Regions from separate parts of the Mus musculus genome. Here all the other regions are linked to region 1. The links are chromatin loops, found by intact Hi-C in ENCODE. Cell type or tissue: gastrocnemius. All regions are shown on one strand.

Evidence for each region. Hi-C counts contacts between places; a loop is a spot of excess contacts. Peaks named below come from ENCODE experiments on the same cell type or tissue, not always from the same donor. Only the 100,000 strongest peaks of a DNase experiment are listed, where the experiment ranks them.
Region 2: it touches region 1 in a loop (11-fold over the local background); 35 of 42 quality-filtered maps call a loop at or near these places.
Region 3: a loop joins it to region 1, with 6 times the contacts of the local background. A loop is called at or near these places in 35 of 42 quality-filtered maps.

The regions. Positions count from the first base shown.
Region 1 is chr15:11,037,335-11,039,834 of GRCm38, reverse strand. It overlaps Rxfp3 (relaxin family peptide receptor 3), which reads left to right and starts at 1,867. Exons shown (of 1, transcript NM_178717.3): 1 at 1,867-2,500. In gastrocnemius, a CTCF peak has its summit at 1,184; DNase peaks (open chromatin) are centred at 1,145 and 2,011; H3K4me3 peaks cover 689 bases; H3K27ac peaks cover 234 bases.
Region 2 is chr15:11,319,129-11,321,628 of GRCm38, reverse strand. The region is part of intron 20 of Adamts12 (a disintegrin-like and metallopeptidase (reprolysin type) with thrombospondin type 1 motif, 12); the gene reads right to left. Among named protein-coding and RNA genes, the nearest start is that of Gm24844, 41 kb to the left of the region's middle. In gastrocnemius, a CTCF peak has its summit at 976 (motif pointing right); a DNase peak (open chromatin) is centred at 976.
Region 3 is chr15:11,315,454-11,317,953 of GRCm38, reverse strand. It overlaps Adamts12 (a disintegrin-like and metallopeptidase (reprolysin type) with thrombospondin type 1 motif, 12), which reads right to left. Exons shown (of 24, transcript NM_175501.3): 20 at 599-751. Among named protein-coding and RNA genes, the nearest start is that of Gm24844, 45 kb to the left of the region's middle. In gastrocnemius, no CTCF peak of the experiment used is centred here; no DNase peak of the experiment used is centred here.

The DNA.
Region 1 (2,500 bases):
GAGGAGGGTCAAGGCTCTGTAGTTGGGAAGATGCACTGCATCAATGATGAGAGGGGCGTGCACCTAGCCTAAGACAGTATACTATGCCACTTCTGTACACATACTTTTAACTCCTGCCTAAAGGCAATGCCTTTTGGATTATTTTCCTAGAAATGGGAATGAGACCACAAAGGATTTCCCACATCCTCCAGTGCACCGCTCCCCTGACACTGCCTTTAGATCATAGATTCTTAAAAATACAAGAAAGGGGAGTGTTTGCTACAGGCAACACCTTGCCATTTACAGAGACATTTTGGAATACACGGCAGGAGAGAAAACCGTTACTAATATCTAGTGGAGACAGGTCAAGAGTGATGGTCACCTGAGTCAGAATGTCAATGTTTCCAAAACCTGGAAATTATACTTTAGACTAAAATGACTTCTCAGATGAGAGACACACACCAAAGACCCCAGAGGGCCAAACTCATGACTTCATTCTTTTGCTTTGGCAGTTAGCTAAGTGAATCTCTCAGCCTATACCACAGACCTCCAAAGAGCAGAGCACTCGTCAGTATTTCTGAGCTCTATCTAATCCCCTTGGCTTCATTTCTTTAGTGGCCAGAAGTCAATAGGACTCTCTTCTTAATAATATCAGCAGCCCCTATGCTCAGTGTCTGTCTCAGTGTCTGCCTCCTGACAGTCTCAGGAAGTTCAAACTTCATTAGACATGGTTTATGATTCATTTTGCTTTGTTTTTCTACTTATATTACAATCACACAACTCTTAACTATTTGTATCACCCATCTGAGTGTGAACTCTACAGATTGTACTTACCATAAAGTCTTCTAGTCATGGAATAACACCTAACAAAGCGAGGCTAAGTAAGTATTTGTTAGATGAGTGAGCAGACTAAGACCTTTACTGCATAGGACTTTCCGTATCACCACAGGTTTCCTTGGTTTTCAGTAGCCCTTGAAATACAATAAAAAAGAAAGAAATTGGCAGAGGAAGAAAACGCTTTTTTAAAGTGAGAACGTGCGCTTGAAGGCGAGGCTATAAAGCCAGGATGCAAGGAGGGGTCCACAGAAGCACAGAATTACCAGGGCAGAGAACTTCAACATATTAAAACTGATCGAAGGCCAGTTGATTTTTTTTTTTACTGAAGCTCTTGCGACCTCTATTGGTAAAATCGAGAAATGCAGCGTCTGCAGCGAAGTGCCCTTTTAAAGTCCACTTTGGAATTAAGACTGTTTAAGGTTGCCGAGGACCTCTTTTCTCTTTTATTGTTCCTTTGACTGATTACAAGTCTTTATCTCTTTCGCTCCATCTGTCCGTATATCCCCAATTACTGTTAGTAAAGTCAAGTATTATCCCAGAAGTGAGGGCAATTACTGCATGCTTAGCATACTTGTTTTTCAGGTTAGTTCTTCTGTCAAGAAAACACTTCAGCTTCCTTAAGTCCTTCTAAGAGCAACTAACCTGGCATCTAAATAAACTGCAAAGTTGAGACGTAACACGTCTCCCCCTCCCCACGGCCCCCTGTAGCTTCAGTTCTTAAAATATACTCAATTCCAGGCAAACATCAACCCTTAGAATTCTGCCAATCTGACACCAGGTAAGTGTTCAGCTAATTAGAGGGGAGATGGGGCTTCAGTTTGAGTACTAGGAAAAGATTGGTTATTTGATTTAAAGAACAAAGGGTGTTACTATTGTGTAAGTGGGAGAAACAAACTATTGTGTTAAGGTGGGGAGAAAGGAGAAAAAAAAACCTCGTCCTAATAAAAATAAGAAAGGAAGAAAGCAGACTCAGACTCACTCCAGACACCGAGAAAATAAAAGACTAAGACCACTCCTTCTGCAACTTGGAACAAAGGGGAGTTAGTTGCCAGTAGACTCTGCCTCTCCCTGCGTGGCGCGCGGGGTTCAGCACTTCGGAAAGCACCCCCATCTTCTCGCACGGAGATTATGCAAGCTCTTCGGGGCTCTCAGCAGAGGTGGGTGCCAATGTAACTCATCAAACGCTGGCAACTCACTGGGGGTTGACAATATCGGACACACAGAAAACACCAACGGAGCTCCAGGAAGTGATGGCGTGAATCAGCCTTCAGGCAGTCAGAGCGAGACACAGATGTCCACGATCTGTTTTCCTCTAGAAGGAGAGAAACTCCTCCGGGCAACCTCAGAAGCCAACAAAGGTACTGGGAGAGCCGTGCTCCTGAGTAGGGGACTGCATCTAAGTGACAGCAGGAAAGCAGAGGGGTATGACTCAGTCTTAGAGTAGGTAGCTGGAGACTCAGTTCTCACCAGGAGGAACCTTGATCCCCAGCCACTTGCCTAGAACTATCCTCTCTTCTAAACCCACCAAGAACTGATGCTGAGTGCAGCCAACCCCTGCGCCCAAGGCGGTTCTGGGCGCCAACGCGGCTCAGCATCCAGTTTCCAGGAGCCCTTTTGAGCGTCTACATAGAAAGCTCAGGCACCTGCTTTGCGCGCCCGCCTGGGTACCACACCCGGAGCAAGC
Region 2 (2,500 bases), 280 kb before region 1:
CTGACTCATTTCAGGAAGAAATACACTTTGTTTGACTTAATTCTAAAAAGGACAGGGTTCAATCCAAGAAACATAGCAGGGAGACTGTCAAGTCAGGAGTTTGCAGAATTGAGGTGACACATAGATCATTCTTTCAGGAAGTGTGTGGAGCTGAAAATCGTGAGTAGTTTGGGTGTCAGACCTACTGGAGGGATTTTCAAGAGCATTGTTGTCGTTTCTTGCATTTCTCCCACCATAAAAATCGCTTTCCCTCCCCTAGGAATTCATTCTAAAATTGGTGTGTGTCACCCCCACTGATTTACATATTTATTATGCACTGTTTCCTTCCTCCTAAAATGCTATAGTTGAAGCGATGACCTGTCCCATGAGCTGTTGTCCATCAGTTGATAATGTTTTGTAACTGACACTGTGTAGAATATACATCATAAGCAACCACTTTAAATGGCATTTTCCTCAACAGAGATTGTACATTCCTTTACTATGTTAACAATGATGTTGGTGTTTTTGAAAGCTTCGGCACCAGGCACCTGATAGTATTGGTGACTCCTGGCTTCTGCAGGTAGTTTAAGTCACCTACTATTCATGAACAGCTGGGCACTTTGGTTAACACTAGGAACAAGGAACTTCTTTAGTCAGTACTCCTCTGACAGGGCTCACCTGTCCATCAACCTCTCGTTCCAAGTCTAGGAGATCCGAAGTTTAGCAAATACCCACCAGCCACTCTGACCTTCACTGTTCAGCATTAAACTTGGCCAGACCCCACCCCCACCGACCCCCACCCAGGCCATTTACGGATGTTTTGCATGCTGCTATATTTTAAATCTAGAATGTTTTCAAAAGGCCCACGTGTGAACGTCTTGTTCTCCAGCATGATGCTGATCGGAGGTGGTAGAACTTTTAAGGAGTGGGGTGGAATGGGTGTTGGGCACAGGCCCTTGAAAGGGATTCTCCCTTGTCGTTTCTGTATTGCGCCTCCCCACCAGGAGGTGGCAGCATTGCTTCACCAGGTACCTCCTACCATAGGTGCCACAGCAAAGAGATCATAGATCGAATCCTCTAAATATGTCTTTTCTTTTTATAAGTTGATTATCTCAGGTGTTTGTTGTAGAAAAAAAGGCTAATATATATATATATAAATATATATATATATATATATATATATTATATATGTATATCAATATATATATATATATATTGATCCTTACACAACCTCATAGGTTAGGTAGAAGCAGAATTACTAGTTTATTTCTGACATGAGTACATTAGTCCTCCTAATCACACTAATTAGAGACAGGGCAGGACTACCAATTCAGATGTGCCTGATTCTCAGCACACTACTGCCTCTAAGATGGTTTTGTTTGTTTTCTGAGACAGAGTCTTGCCATACAATCCTGGCCATCTTTGAATTCACTGTGAGGTTCAGGCTGGACTTGAATCGTCCTGGTGCAGCCTGAGGGGTACAGCTATGCACCGCCCTACCAGCTTGCCTCTAGGACTCAATCCTCCTAAGACAAAAGGATGGACCATCCAGAGACTACCCCAACCTGGGGATCCATCCCATAATCAGCCACCAAACCCAGACACTATTGCATATGCCAGCAAGATTTTGCTGAAAGGACCCTAATATAGCTGTCTCGTATGAGGCTAAGCCTGTGCCTGGAAAATACAGAAGTGGATGCTCACAGTCATCTATTAGATGGAACACAGGGCCCCCAATGGAGGAGCTAGAGAAAGTACCCAAGGAGCTGAAGGGGTCTGCAACAACAATATGGTCTGGAACAACAATATGAACTAACCAGTACCCCCAGAGCTCATATCTCCAGCTGCATATGTAGCAAAGATGGGAAGAGAGGCTCCTTGGTCTTGCAAACTTTATATGCCCCAGTACGGGAAATGCCAGGGCCAAGAAGTGGGAGTGAGTGGGTAGGGGAGTAGGGTGGGGGGAGGATATAGGTAACTTTTGGGATAGCATTTGAAATATATATGTAAATAAAGAAAATATCTAATAAAAATTGAAGAAAAAAATAAAGAAAAAGAAATGTGCTGGGGCAAAGTTAAGATGAGAACCTTTGCTTTATTTTGGCCAGATGAATGCAGAGAGGAAGAGCGATTTTTTTTCTGTCTCTTGGAACCAGGAAGGCTGAAATCTAAATGGGCAACCTCATTTCCTGTCAAACATGAAAACTGCACATAAGAGCTGCTTAACTCAGGCTTAACCCTTAATCTAAGGGCACACTTAGAGCCAGAAGTCAGCCAAGACACGTCAACCCAGCCAGTTATTGATCGTGGTGGTGGGGAAATCCCTGGAGAGTAACTGGATGCCTCAGGTCTGATGCCGGTGGGCTCAGAGAAGTCTGTGATTCAGCCTGGACTGTAAGGAATTGAAGTCTTTGAATTTGGATAGAGATTTGTAGACTAATCAGAGGTAAAGTGGAAATTTTCGTTTAGAGAAACTCTGAAAAAGCAAACTGTTAGCTTGGAAAAAAAAAATCCCTGGAGG
Region 3 (2,500 bases), 280 kb before region 1:
TTGTTGTTGTTATTGTTATTTACTATGTGTGTACGCTCATGTGTAAAGGTTAGAAGTTGGGACCGGGTCCCCCGGAGTTGCAGCTTCAGGTGTTTGTGAACCACCCTGTGTGGATGCTGGGAGCTAGACTCAGTTCCTCTGTAAGAACAGAAAGCAGCCTTAACTGCTGGGCCACTCCTGTAGACCCAGGTTATTCTTAATACTCCTGCTTTCTATTCATTTTAGACAAATAAAACTTTTTTTTTTTTTGTGAAGAGTCATTGAGCCATGACTTAATTACATATGTGACAATGTATAATTATCGTCATACAACTATAATTTTCATGCAATGAAAAATTGAAATAATTGAGAAATATTGAACTGCATGCTAGACAAAGCAACTCATTTTGAAAACGTTCAAGACAGTGATGACACACAGGTAAAGTTTTACATATTAATAACAAGTCTGACTTCTTCTATAACTTAGAGTAAGCCTTGTTTTTTTAAGGAGACATACAGAAGGGAGGCATGGAGAGAGAGGGGGAGGGGAGTAGATGTTTTTGGCAAGTGTTTATATAGGGCCCTCCCCTTTCCCTGAAAACACAGTGTCAAAGATTACCTTGCTCCAGTTTCCCACTCGCCAGCCAGCACAGGGGCGGAGGTGGCACTTCTTAGCAGGGTCTGGCCTCTGAATGGTTGTGCAGTCAGCGTCCACCCCAGAGCTGCACTCCACACTCCTCCAGTAGGCCCCCAGCCCACAGGTAGTGGAGCACTGCAGCAGGGAGGGAGGGAGGGAGGGAGGGAGAGAAGACAGACTGAGAACTTTTCTCAGGACCACCCATCACTGGGCACACACAGACAAAGGTTTCCTGTCCCCAAAGCTAAGATTGTCCCAGATATAAATAAACTCAAAATTTCAATGTCTGGATGAATAGTTTAAAATGAATGGTTTTAATAACTGCAGTCAAGGATCACCCACCTGTATACAAAGAGAAATGAAAATACACTTTTCCTTGATACATATACTGACCCAAACGCCTGGGCCACAGACACATGGCCATACCACTTCAGCTCAGAAAGGATGTCAGGTGTGAGCATCTGCCTCACAGCTCATGTCCAATGTGGCATGACTTCTACTACTTTCTCTCACTGGCAACCTCGGGGTACTGGTTAGTAGTATTATAGGCTGGACAAAGACCCGGAAGCTTAGTGCTGCCTTGCCCATGGAGAAAGAGGCTGTTCTTCTTTCTCCAGAGTCCATGCTAGGTAACACCTAGAAACCCTGCCAAATGCAGATTCGAGATCCTACATTTTCACAAAGTGCAGCAGGTGCTTCCACTGTTGGCTCTCAGACCACAGAGCTGTAGTAGGGAAAAACTTACAAAAGGCTGCCCTTCACTCCTTGATCCAGTGGCAGGGAACGAGGTAGTGACCTTTTCCATGGGTACAGTTCATTTTTCTCAGGGTGTTTCCTTTATTATCACAAGTTTAGCTTGCATTCACCTTGAAGAGTACACAGTTTGTCCCATTTTATCTTTTCCTCCCCTTGTATCCTCTTTTCCTGCTCACCCTTTGGAAAGGGTCATTTCTGAATACATAAAAGACAGATCTGAGCATATTTAAAAGAAAGTTTCTTTTGATAACTTATATAAACCAATATCTGCCTTATGTGTCCTTGGCTATACATTTACCCTCTGGTGCAAATTTTGGCATTATTTGGCATTATTAAGTATCTATCTATCTATCTATCTATCTATCTGTAATTATGTGGGTGTATGCCTGTGTATGTATATGTGTGTGTTTATATACATGTGTATAAATATACATATATGTATAATCACATTTATTTCTTAAGTGAATTGTAGAAACCCAGAATGGGAAAAGTAGAAAACACCCATATGTTTTCATAACCTTATTTCAATTTTCATTTATAGAAGCAATTTCTTCTCATCCTTACAATCATTTAGGACTTGATCGGAGTCTTTCTGGTTTCTCTTTGAACATAATTATGCATCTATTTAGTAGAGACCACGGCAGCTAACATGTACTGACCACATTATGGACTAAGCCCACTAGTGTTCTCCTTCATTCACCCTCATGCTCTCATCAGAGACAGAATCAAATTAAGGCCATTCTTGTGTTGTCTTTTGTCTAATAGGACACGGCAGCAAAAACTATGCTAGTTACCAGGTTTTGCTTTCTGCTTTTGCTCAGGACTCTGCTTTCACCATGAGCTGGGCCACACAGTAAAGGACAAGAGCCAACATGAAACAGAATCAGGTAACTCAGCTGAAGCCACCCCATGCCAGCTTTCAGCAGACCCCAGCAGGCATCTGATAGAAGAGGCTGAGGTTGATAGAACCTCCTGGTTGAGGGTACAATTATGCAGTGAATAGTCACAGTTCTGCTATTTGCTAATGGTGTGAGCTTTTGCAAATTATGGATCCCCCCCCCCCAAGCTGGCAAAACTGGTGACAAGTGTAGGATCCCTTATGTTGAGTTGCTGTGAGGAAGGAAGCTC